Linked DNA regions of Homo sapiens: region 2 is linked to region 1. A link is a loop called in an ENCODE intact Hi-C map of the cell type or tissue named here. Cell type or tissue: HCT116. All regions are shown on one strand. Each heading gives the region's core, and the rest is flanking DNA. Links, peaks and the distances in the headings are about the cores only.

Evidence for each region. A loop is a pair of places that touch in the nucleus more often than their neighbours do. Peaks named below come from ENCODE experiments on the same cell type or tissue, not always from the same donor. Only the 100,000 strongest peaks of a DNase experiment are listed, where the experiment ranks them.
Region 2: a loop joins it to region 1, with 2.8 times the contacts of the local background. A loop is called at or near these places in 10 of 110 quality-filtered maps.

What each region holds. Positions count from the first base shown.
Region 1 is chr10:117,165,920-117,171,290 of GRCh38, reverse strand. It overlaps MIR3663HG (MIR3663 host gene), which reads left to right and starts at 2,236. Exons shown (of 3, transcript NR_121651.1): 1 at 2,236-2,431. It overlaps MIR3663 (microRNA 3663), which reads left to right and starts at 3,517; the gene lies at 3,517-3,613. RefSeq lists an enhancer at 5,144-5,371. In HCT116, for the core only: CTCF peaks have their summits at 2,761 and 2,962 (motif pointing right); a DNase peak (open chromatin) is centred at 3,013; H3K4me3 peaks cover 890 bases.
Region 2 is chr10:117,109,430-117,114,800 of GRCh38, reverse strand. It overlaps a transcript of SHTN1 not described here. Among named protein-coding and RNA genes, the nearest start is that of VAX1, 26 kb to the left of the region's middle. In HCT116, for the core only: a CTCF peak has its summit at 2,369; a DNase peak (open chromatin) is centred at 2,380.

The DNA.
Region 1 (5,371 bases), core at 159-5,158:
CTCCTGCTGTGGCCAGGAGAACTTGCCCCTGGCTCTCCAATAGCAAAAGCGTGTATCGTTGCCTCGGGCACCTTCTTTCTGTTGGGTCCCTTCACTCATCCTCAATTATGGTCCTTGTAACCACATCATTAAGAAAGAAAGTTAATATGGGTGGGAGGGATATGGGTGGGAGGCAATATGTGAACATTGCATATTAAATGGCCCAGGATTCAGGAAGGGGACTTCCCACCTGCTTCTGTGGTATATGTGTTAACCTACCCCATCTCTTTCCTCTTGCTTCTCATTGTGTGTTTAAAATTTATTCAACAATCTGTATGATTCAAGTATCTTAACTAGATCTTTCTATTGTATTACCTCCAGAATAGTTTGCCTGGTAGCGCAATAGTTTGCCTGGAGATTAATTTCCTATACAACATATTGAAATAGTGCATTGTGAATTGGCTACTATGACTGCTGATTAGGGTGAGGGTTAGGGTTAAACCAGTTTCTGAATCTAGCTACTCCCCCCTACCATAAAAACCACTTGCATTCAACAATTAGCCATTGCATTAAGTGCTAAAGATACAATGATGAGAAAACAGCCATGATTCCTGCCCTCATGAAGTTTAGAACAGAAGAAAGACTATCTGGTAATCACACAAATAAGTAACAAATAAATCTAACGTTTTAACCAGTGATAAACCCTCTGAAGAGAAAGTGCACTGAGGTCCTCTGAGAGCATATGCCAGGGGAATTTGACCCATTCAGAGAGGGTTAATTAAGCTAAGGGAAAAGGCATAAATGTCTCAGGCAGAAGGAATTGGCTATGCAAAGGCCACGTGATGGGATGATGTCATCAACCATTCTTTCAGCAGACAGCACTGACCCCGTGTGCCCAGCCGCATGCTAGAGGCAGGAATACAGGGGAGAAAGACCAGCACTGCCCCCAAGAAAAGCCCACGATGACTGTCGGACCTAGGAGGATCCTTGGAGAACCTGAAAAGGTTTCACATTGCATGGAGGATAAGACTAGAGCCTTATAAGATAAGACATCACTGAGAGTTCAGTTGTTAATCCTGGGAGGGGTGAACTCATGAATGATCACTGGGTGTGGTGGTGCATCCCTGGCTCTAGTCTTACCCTCCATGCAACGTGAAAACTTCTGATGCCCCAACTCAAACCTAATTTTCAAGCCTTCGTTAGCTAAAATCTCACCGAAGTCCAGCTTTAGGAGAAATAACAGATACTATTCCCTGGCTTATGCCAAACTCTTTACATGCATTGTTTTGTTTTTTTATCTTTGTAACAACCATGTGAGATTGCACTAAACTGACACTCAGAGAGAAGGTAAGTCATGCCCCCGAGTCATTCAGCTAATAAGTGAAAAGAAAAAAAAAAATCAAGATCCAAACCCAGGTCATTCTGGCCCTAGAGCTGAAACTCAGTGAAAACCAAGCTCTAGCCAGGAATTGTGGTTAAAATAAAGCTTCAGCCAGCTGGATACTCCAGGGTGTTTAGGAATGTGAAGTTTGTGGGTATATCTTGGTATTGTGGTTGTGTTGATGCTATTGTAGTTTTGGTAATGTGGTCATCTCTTGACAGTACATGCTGAAATGCTTGCAGATTAAGTGTGGCAAGGTCCAGGTTTTACTTCCAAATAATCTGTGTGAATAGGGGAAGCAGTGTGTGTGTAGGTTTTGACAGCTGGGGAGGCAGAGTCCGTGGGAAGGAGGGGAGGAAATAGATTGACCATAAAATAGATTTGCCTTCGTTATTTGGAGGTTGGGGACAGGTGCATGGGAGTTCACTATAATATTCTCTTTTCTTTCCTATATGTTGGAAATTTTCCATAAAATGTTTTTTTCCAAAACAAGTTAAGTTCTGGGTTATGTTTTGATGGCCTACTCCTTCATCTCCAAATCCCATAGACTTTCACAATTATATTTGCCCCCGTAATTGGAAGTTGTATGGGGCTGTTTCAAAAATCTGAGTCATCAAAGATGTAATTGACTTCCTACCGCCGGATTAGCAGGCAAAAATGTACCCGATACTTTCTCTACCGGCGCTGTGTTGGGCTCTGGGCTGAAACCCAGTCTCTCACAGGCCCTCGGAACAGCCCCACCAGTTAAGATCCATCCCTGACTTCCAACTCTGTAACTAGGGACAAGTTAATTGACTCCTCTTAGCCCTTAGTGTCCTCATCAATTATTACGTGGTAATAACCCCTCAGAGAGTCGCCGGGAGAATTAGCTCGGCGCGGTGCATGGGGCTAGAACTCAGGGCCCAGCAGGTCTGACAATGCAGGTTTCCCCGCTCGCCTGTTGGGTTTTTGAAACGCCCTCAGCGGGGTTTTCCTCCTAATTCTGGTTTGGAGGAGCCATCTCTCTCCATCCCGTCTGCCAGCGGGGTTTGCTTCACACACAGACGTGGGCAGATGGCATCGGGGACACAGGTGTGACTGCCGAGAAGGTTGCGGCGCATTGGCGGTTCGGTTCACGGGACGCGGGCGTGGGGTGTGTGGGGTGGGATGGTGTCGGGGGCGGGGGGGGGTGGACAAGAGGGTGTTTGGTGGTGGTTGGGAGTCCCGGCGATCTTTTTAAAATTCAGATGCCAACAGTTCTCCACCCCTGAACTTGAATGGGCTTTGGGTTTTTGTTTATTTGGGGCTTTTCTCCTCTTCCAAAGCACAGCGCTTGCCCCCAGCGGCCTGGCGTCGGGCTGGAGCCCGGCAGAGGGAGGGAGGAGACCGGCATCCGCGCTCGCTGATCAGAGAGAGCCGGGCCTGCTGCTGGGGAACGTGGAGGGGCTCCGGACAGCCACGCGCCCTGGCCGGTCACGGAAAGCTCTGAGGGACATTCGGTCGGCCGTCGGGGAAGAGGCTGGCCGCCGCAGCGCGAACTGGGGGTGCGGGTGGAGCGGCTAGAGGCGCCGGGGTGAGTGGGGATGGAGCCCCGAGGGCGTGGTGCGCGCTCGGCTTCCTGCCGCCAGGGGGCGCCCACAGGCAGAGCCGGGCGGGGCGGCAGCTACAGAGAGAGGGGTGCGTGGAGAGCGACCAGGCCAGGCCTGCAGAGCGCAGCCCCGGCGCCATGTCTCCAGGCTCGTTCCGACTAGTGTTGGGTCACCCTCGGCTCAGCCCCGGGGGAGGACGAAAGGGTTGCGTGCAAGGCCTAGCACCCAGTGGCCATTCATTAAATACGTGCTGGCTGACGAGCTCAGGAACGGCTCTAGGGAGCAGCTGGCTCGGAAACCTCAAGTCCAAGCCCACTCATTCCCGTCTCCCTCCCCGACGGCCTTTTAGTTACCGTGCCCTGGGCCGCGACGGCTTCCTTTTAGATTGGGGCAGCAAGGGAGCCCCTGCGCAGCGAGGACGCCGACGGGGCGGCGGGGAGGGGTTGTCCGGCGGTATCCCCGCTCCGTGCTCCTCGCCTTCCACTGCCTCCCCGGGACACAGCAGTCATGGCTTCGACTGTGACTTCTTAACTGGCTCCTCCCTGATCGCTGAGCTAAGCCACAGGAGAAGGGGAGGAGGGCTTCCTTCCCGGGACCTTGGTCCAGGCGCTGGTCTGCGTGGTGCTCGGGTGGATAAGTCTGATCTGAGCACCACACAGGCCGGGCGCCGGGACCAAGGGGGCTCGACAAGAGGATCTCAGAACAAGCTGAGTCTCTGGAACTAGCTGGGGTGCGTGGAAGTACGCGCCACGGCCCGCGATTCCTGGGAGCGTGTCTCAACTTCTGCCAGTGCCAACGCAGGAGAGAGAATTGCGGCTCAGAGAGGGTAGCGTGAATGGAAACCGAAGGGCGAGAGCTTGGCTCTCTAATGCCACCCAACTTAGTGGTTCAGAGCTTGGCCTCCAAGGAAGATTCAGTTCAAGTCCCCGCTCTCCAACTTACCAGCTGTGTGATCTTGGGGGAAGTTAACCTCTCTGAGTCTGTTTCCTGCTCTGTAAAATGGAAATTTAAAAACTTAAACATCTACTTCGGTCGAGGCTGTTGTGAAGAAGTGGGATTGTGGGTGCATAGCTCTTAGCACAGTGCCTGGCACAGGTTAAGGCTGGATACGTGGCAGCTGTGAGGCCCAGTGTTCTCGTAGCTGGCCTGGCCAGATGCAATCATAAGCGAAGATGACTCACTTCCCACAGCAGAGGTGTGCGAAGCCCTGCGCACCTGCTGTAGTCTGCACCCGGGCAGAAGAGAACCCAGGAGCGTCGGGACCTCCAACACTCAGCCCTCAGGGCTGAGGACACTGCGCTGTTTCTGCCCCTTCTAAAACCGGAGGCCGCGATGCCCCTGTGCAGTACCGGCTGGCGCCCACCCTACAAGCTGATTCCTGGGGGCCTTTCCTGCAGCGGACGCCGGCAACCATCACGACCGACCTTGACTGAACACATGTGGGCATCCTAAGGACATTACCTCAATCCTCACACCATTCCTGAAAAAAAAAAAAACAAAGAAACTGGTGCTCAGAGAGGCGAAGTAACTCACTCAAGGTCACACAGCTAGAGGGTGGCCAAGCTGGGACTCCAACCCACTCTGGCTCCGGAGCTGGCGCCGCTTCCTTCCTACCTCTCTATCAAGCTCAGTCTCAAAGCCTGGGACAAACCATCCGGTTGGGGTGGGAAAGGCCACGCACGTCCTGGGGTCGAGGACCCTGTGCCCACGACAGCAGTCTTCTCGGCACCCGTAGAAGCCAGTGCCAGACAAGTTGGGTTGGAAGGGGCAGGCTGGGCTGGCGGAAGGGGGCTCTGGGCCCCGCCCTGCCTGCGCCCCCCGCGGATCACGCCTCCGTGCTCAAGCTCCTGCCAAGTTTGCCCCCATCTCTCAGGTGCCCTTGGACTGAGTGACTAAGCACCTCGGCACCTCTCCAGCCTGGGGTGCGAGGAGGGGCTGGCCCTGATACCCACTTCCTTTCTTCTCTGGAAAGCCAAGGTGCCAACGAAAGATGCCCTGGAAGCTGGTGTTCCTTAAAGAATGAACAGTCCCAGCTCCAAACGTGTCTCTCTGAACGCAAGCCTCTTCCTTCCGTTCGCCTGGGCCTGTAGTCGAAGTCTCCTTGGGTCCCCAGCCCCCTCCCGGGTAGACGTCAGCCTGGAGGTGGATGCCGGAGTCGAGAAGGGTTGCGGACCATGCTGGGGACCTGGCTCAGGCAGTCAGGGGTCCGGGTCCTCTTTGGGGAAGTGAGCGCTTGAGGAGGAGGGAGAAAGGCTTTTGAGTACGGCTTGGGGGGACTTCTTGAGGTCCCTCGGGATAGCTTCTCTGTTAGGCGTGTAGCCAGGAAAGGAGAAAAAATCTGTCCCGCGCAGCCCAGGGAGGAGCCTTGCAGCTGCGGAGGGGGGCACTTTCGGCGCTGGATACCAGGGGGCAGTGCTGCGCAGCGAATCTGCCGGGCTCCAGC
Region 2 (5,371 bases), core at 178-5,177, 57 kb after region 1:
AGTCAGTTAGGCGCCTCTGGAGAGAGGTGTGTTAACTCTTCAAGGACCAGGTACTAAATTAGTACTATTTGGTAAATTGCTACTTTATAGGGTACCATTAGTAAGTGACTGCTCTAATGTGAGCTGAAGTGTAGAAGAGCAACCCAACCATCCAAGGGCCTGCTTCCTGCCTAGTGTATAGTTTTCACCCCAGGTAGAGGAAACGCTGCCTGGGCTGTGGCAAGTCAGGCCTCCTTTGAGGAGGCCATAGTAGGAGGGAGAAAGGCAGGACAAAATGCTTTCTACACCAGCAGAGAGTGTCTGGATCCAGGAGTGGCTTTAATATGGGAAAGTGCAATTGGTATTCATGTCCCTTGCATATTTTATCTCCTATGAAGACTTGCAGGCTGCCCCCAACCCCTCTTGAGCCTAAAACCACAGCCCCTTTTCTATTTCCTCACTATACTCTGAGGCTCATTTTATTATACCCATAAGCTAGCTTGGTGCCTGGCTTTTAATCACTATTTATTGACTAAATAAATTAATGATATTCTATTTGGGTTTGAATCTCGATTCTACCACTTACAAGCTATGTTCTTCTTTTTTTAAGAAAGGAATAGGATTTCACTCTATCACCCAGACTGGAGTACAGTGGCATGATTACAGCTTGCTGCAGCTTCAAAATCCTAGGCTCAGGGAATCCTCCCACTTTAGCCTCCTGAGTAGCTGGAGGGGCACACCATTGTGCCCAGCTTTTTTTTTTTATTTTATTTTTGAGACGGAGTCTCGCTCTGTCGTCCATGCTGCAGTGCAGTGGTGCAATCTCAGCTCACTGCAACCTCCACCTCCCGGGTTCAAGTTATTCTCTTGCCTCAGCCTCCCGAGCAGCTGGGATTATAGGCGTGTGCCAGCACACCTGGCTAATTTTTTGTATTTTTAGTAGAGACGGGGTTTCACCATGTTGGTCAGACTGGTCTTGAACTCCTTACCTCAGATGATCCACCTGCCTCAGCCTCCCAGAGTGCTGGGATTACAGGCATGATCCACTGCGCCCATCCCCAGCTGACTTTTTAATTGTTTTGCAGAGATGGGGTCTTGCTATCTTGCCTAGGCGGGTCTTGAACGCCTGGGCTCAGCAGTCTTCTGGCTTCCGCTTCCCAAAGTTCTGGGATTCAGCCACTGTTCCTGGCCAAGTGATGTTATTCTAATGAGTAAGTTAATGTCTCTGAGCATGAACGCATATGGTTACCTAGTAAAGTAGAAAACAGAAGGTCTTAATGATGGTCAAAGCAAGCCCTTTTGGATCCTGAGAGAAAGGAGTAGCAGGAACTGACCCTCCTGGGGCACTTAGAAGCAAACTGACAGTATTGCTCCAGCCTGCTTCAGCAGTTGGTCATGTCCTTGAGACCTAATCCTGATCTAAGCCCAAATTGCTTTTATGAACATCAAGAGGCTCATTCCTCATGCTTGGCCTGCCTCAGTAACACTGGGAACTTTGACATTTTCTGCTCTTTTGACATGATGGCCCTTCACCTTTTCCCTCTCTAGGGCAAAACCGAATTTGTGTTAGCATCTTTCAAGGTGAGTAGTATTTGGAGGAGATTCCTGCTCAAAGAGAATTAGGAATGAAAGGTGTAGGCTTTCTCAAAGAATGGCTCCTCTTACTTCAGACAAGTAAGTGCCTGTGATTTAGCTTTGTCCAGAAAATGATTATTGTTTCTAGATAAAAACTCTGCAGTTTCAGACCTAATCGTGATAAATCTACCAGGAATTCATGCCTGTCTGACATTAGACCAATTGCCTAGAAATCATGACACTTATAAGAAACAGTCACCTCTTTATTTGAATGAAAACAAAGCATTCCAGGGGAGATTAAAAAATATATTACTTTAATTTTTAGAGGAAAAGAATTCTTTAAAGAGAATTGTCAACGATCAAAACTGGTTGATAAATCATATATGTAACTATGTAATTAAACATCTCCATTTTCAGAGACCTGCAATTAGAGCTCTTCGTCTAGTTACCCATAATGATTCATTCTTGCTAATATGCTAAGGATGAAGGGAGTTAGGAAGAGAAATTTTAATTTGAACTTTTCCCTAATTTGGATCCAGACACAGTGGAAATACGTCTAGGCTGGAACGCAGGAAAACTGGGTTCTAGTTGTCCCAGTTCTATTTCTCATTAACTCTGGAGCTTTGGCCAAATCACTAAGTCTATCTGAGCCTTTGTTTCCTCAGCTATAAAACAGAATAATAATATCTACTTCAGGGTATTGTTGTGAATCCTTAATGAAACAATGGTTATTGTAATGTATTTGTAAATTTTAAAGCGTTGTAAGGTCTTAATAACATTCCAGTATCATGCTTTCTCTTCTTTTTCATAGCAGGCCAGGCCCTCTATTGGTGGTGGGAGGAAAAGGCTTTAATATGTGATACCAACCTTTGTGTAGGAAAAGATGCATAAATGATGAGCTAGGGTGATTTGTTGGCTGTGTCTGTAATTGACTGGAGATCCTGCTTCTGATGACCAGGACTTTATTATTAAGAGAACTGGGGCTGGGCTCAGTGGCTCACACTTGTAATCTCAGCAGTTTGGGAGGCCGAGGCGGGCGGATCTCTTGAGCCCAGGAATTCGACACCAGCCTGAGCAACATGGCAAAACCCTGTCTCTACCAAAAATACTAAAATTAGCCGGGCATGGTGGCGTGTGCCTGTAATTCCAGCTACTTGGGAGGCTGAAGCAGGAGGATTGCTTGAATCCGGGAGGCAGAGGTTGCAGTGAGCAGAGAGCGTGCCACTGGACTCCAGCCTGGGTGACAGAGAAACATTCTGTCTCAAAAGAAAAAACAAAAACAAAACAAAAAAACCAAAACACTGGTATGTGCTTGGGGGCTGGAACTTGGTTTGGGTCTTCCCAACTACAGAGGGTCATCACAGGTGCCTTAGGTGCTGGTCCATTGACTTTGCTGGATTCACATTTACAACCTCTCACATTCACAAACTCTCTCATTTGGACCAAGTGGAGGTCATAGGGGATTGTGACAAGAACATTGAGAGTTTTGGGGATTTAGTTCTAAGTTTTAGTGTAGGGCCATAGGATAAGAATTGGGGTTTGAGTTCAAGCAGAATATGAGAGCTGGAAGGGATGATCTAATCCAGTGGTCCTCAAAGGGTGGTTGAATTGCAGCATCAGCATCAACAGGAAACTTGTTAGAAGTGCACATTCTTGGCCAGGTGCAGTGGCTCACGCCTGTAATCCCAGCACTTTAGGAGGCTGAGGTGGGTGGATCATGAGGTCAGGAGTTCAAGACCAGCCTGGCCAACGTGGTGAAACCCCGTCTCTACTAAAAATACAAAAATTAGCCAGGTGTGGTGGCACGTGCCTGTAGTCCCAGCTACCTGGGAGGCTGAGGCAGGATAATCGCTTGAACCTGGGAGGCGGAGGTTACAGTGAGCTGAGACTGTGCTACTGTACTCCAGCCTGGGCAACAGAACGAGACTCCATCTCAAAGAAAGAAAGAAAGAAAGAAATGCACATTCTTGGGCCTCATCTCAAACCTGTTGAATCAGAAATTTGGGGGCTGAGGCTTAGCAATCTGTGTCTTTTGTTTTCTGTTTTTTTGAGACAGGGCCTCACTCTGTTGCCCAGGCTGGAGAGCAGTGGCATGATCTTGGCTCACTGTAACCTCCCCCTCCCAGGTTCAAGCGATTCTTCTGCCTCAGCCTCCCGAGTAGCTGGGACTACAGGCGTGTGCCACCACGCCAGGCTAATTTTTGTAATTTTAGTAGGGATGGGGGTTTTGCCATGTTGGCCAGGCTGGTCTTGAACTTCTGACCTCAGGTGATCTGCCTGCCTTAGCTTCCCAAAGTGCTGGGATTACAGGCATGAGCCATTACACCCAGCCACAATCTGTGTTTTAACAAGCCCTCCAAGTGACTCTAGTGCACTCTAAAGTTTGAGAACCACTGCTGTAATCTAGTCTTACTTAATAAGTGCTTGTAAAATGCTGAGCCTGGTGCCTGGTACATAGTATGGCACTGTGAATGTGATGCCTGTGAATGTATGGTAGCTGTTGCTCTAGAACAAAACTCAGACTTCCTCGCTGCAGCTTTTCCCATGACACCACATTTTTCAGTGGTTTTTAAAAATTCAAGTTGCAGCTGGGTACGGTGGCTCACACCTGTAATCCTAGCACTTTGGGAGGCCGAGGTGGGTGGATTGCCTGAGCTCAGGAGTTTGAGACCAGCCTGGGCAACATGGTGAAACCCTGTCTCTACTAAAATACAAAAAAAAAAAAAAATTACCCAGGCATGGCGGTGTGCACCTGTAGTCCCACCTACTCAGGAGACTGAGGCAGGAGAATTTCTCAAACCCGGGAGGCAGAGGTTGTAGTGAGCCGAGATGGTGCCACTGCACTCCAGCCTGGCAACAGAGCGAGACTCCGTCTCAACAAAAACAAAAACAAAAACAAAACAAAACAAAACAATTCAAGTTGAAAAAAATTCAAGACTGCCTCTTTGATTTTGACAGCAATGTGTGAATGCAGTTTCTGGGGTTGTTTTATAGAGGATTACAATAAGCCAGTTGGAGTGGTGATAGGGGCTCAAGGTAGTTCTTAGGGATCAAATGAACTTGGACAGCTTCAGTGCTGAAGACTTCAGTTCCTCCTTTTTTGTCATACCCAGAAAGAATACGGTTCTGAGGGATATGAGAGATGTTATAGAGAACAGAAATTAGTTGCAGTTATCATATTAGCTATTTTGACCTTAACTACCAGCAGAATCCAGTACAAACTCAGGTAGACTCTCCAGCTATGATTCAGTTTCTCCATCTAGAAGGTGGAAATAATGTGATTTCCCCATTGATTAATTGACAGAGACAGATAATTATAAGATCAGGTTTATAAGGTAATATTCTGAAGATTATTACTTATTGAAATTTAGTTGTGTTTATTTTTGTGTTTTATTTTTGTGATTATAAATGTAATACAACTTTGGGAGGCCGAGGCAGTGGATCACCTGAGGTCAGGAATTCGAGACCAGCCTGGCCAATGTGGCAAAACCCCGTCTCTACTAAAAATACAGAAATTATCCAGGCATGATGGCGCACTCCTATAGTCCCAGCTACTTGGGAGGCTGAGACAGGATAATTGCTTGAACCTGGGAGGCAGAGGTTGCAGTGAGCTGAGATCGTGCCATTGCACTCCAGCCTGGGTGACAGAGCAAGACTCCCTCTCAAAAAAAAAAAAAAAAAAAAAAAAAAAAAGTAATATATGTTAATGCCTTTGGAAAATTTTATAAAAGTATAAAAAAGACAATATAAAAATCACTAACAATCTCCCAACTCAGAGAAAACCACTGTTAATATTTTGGTGTATTTCCTTCCAATC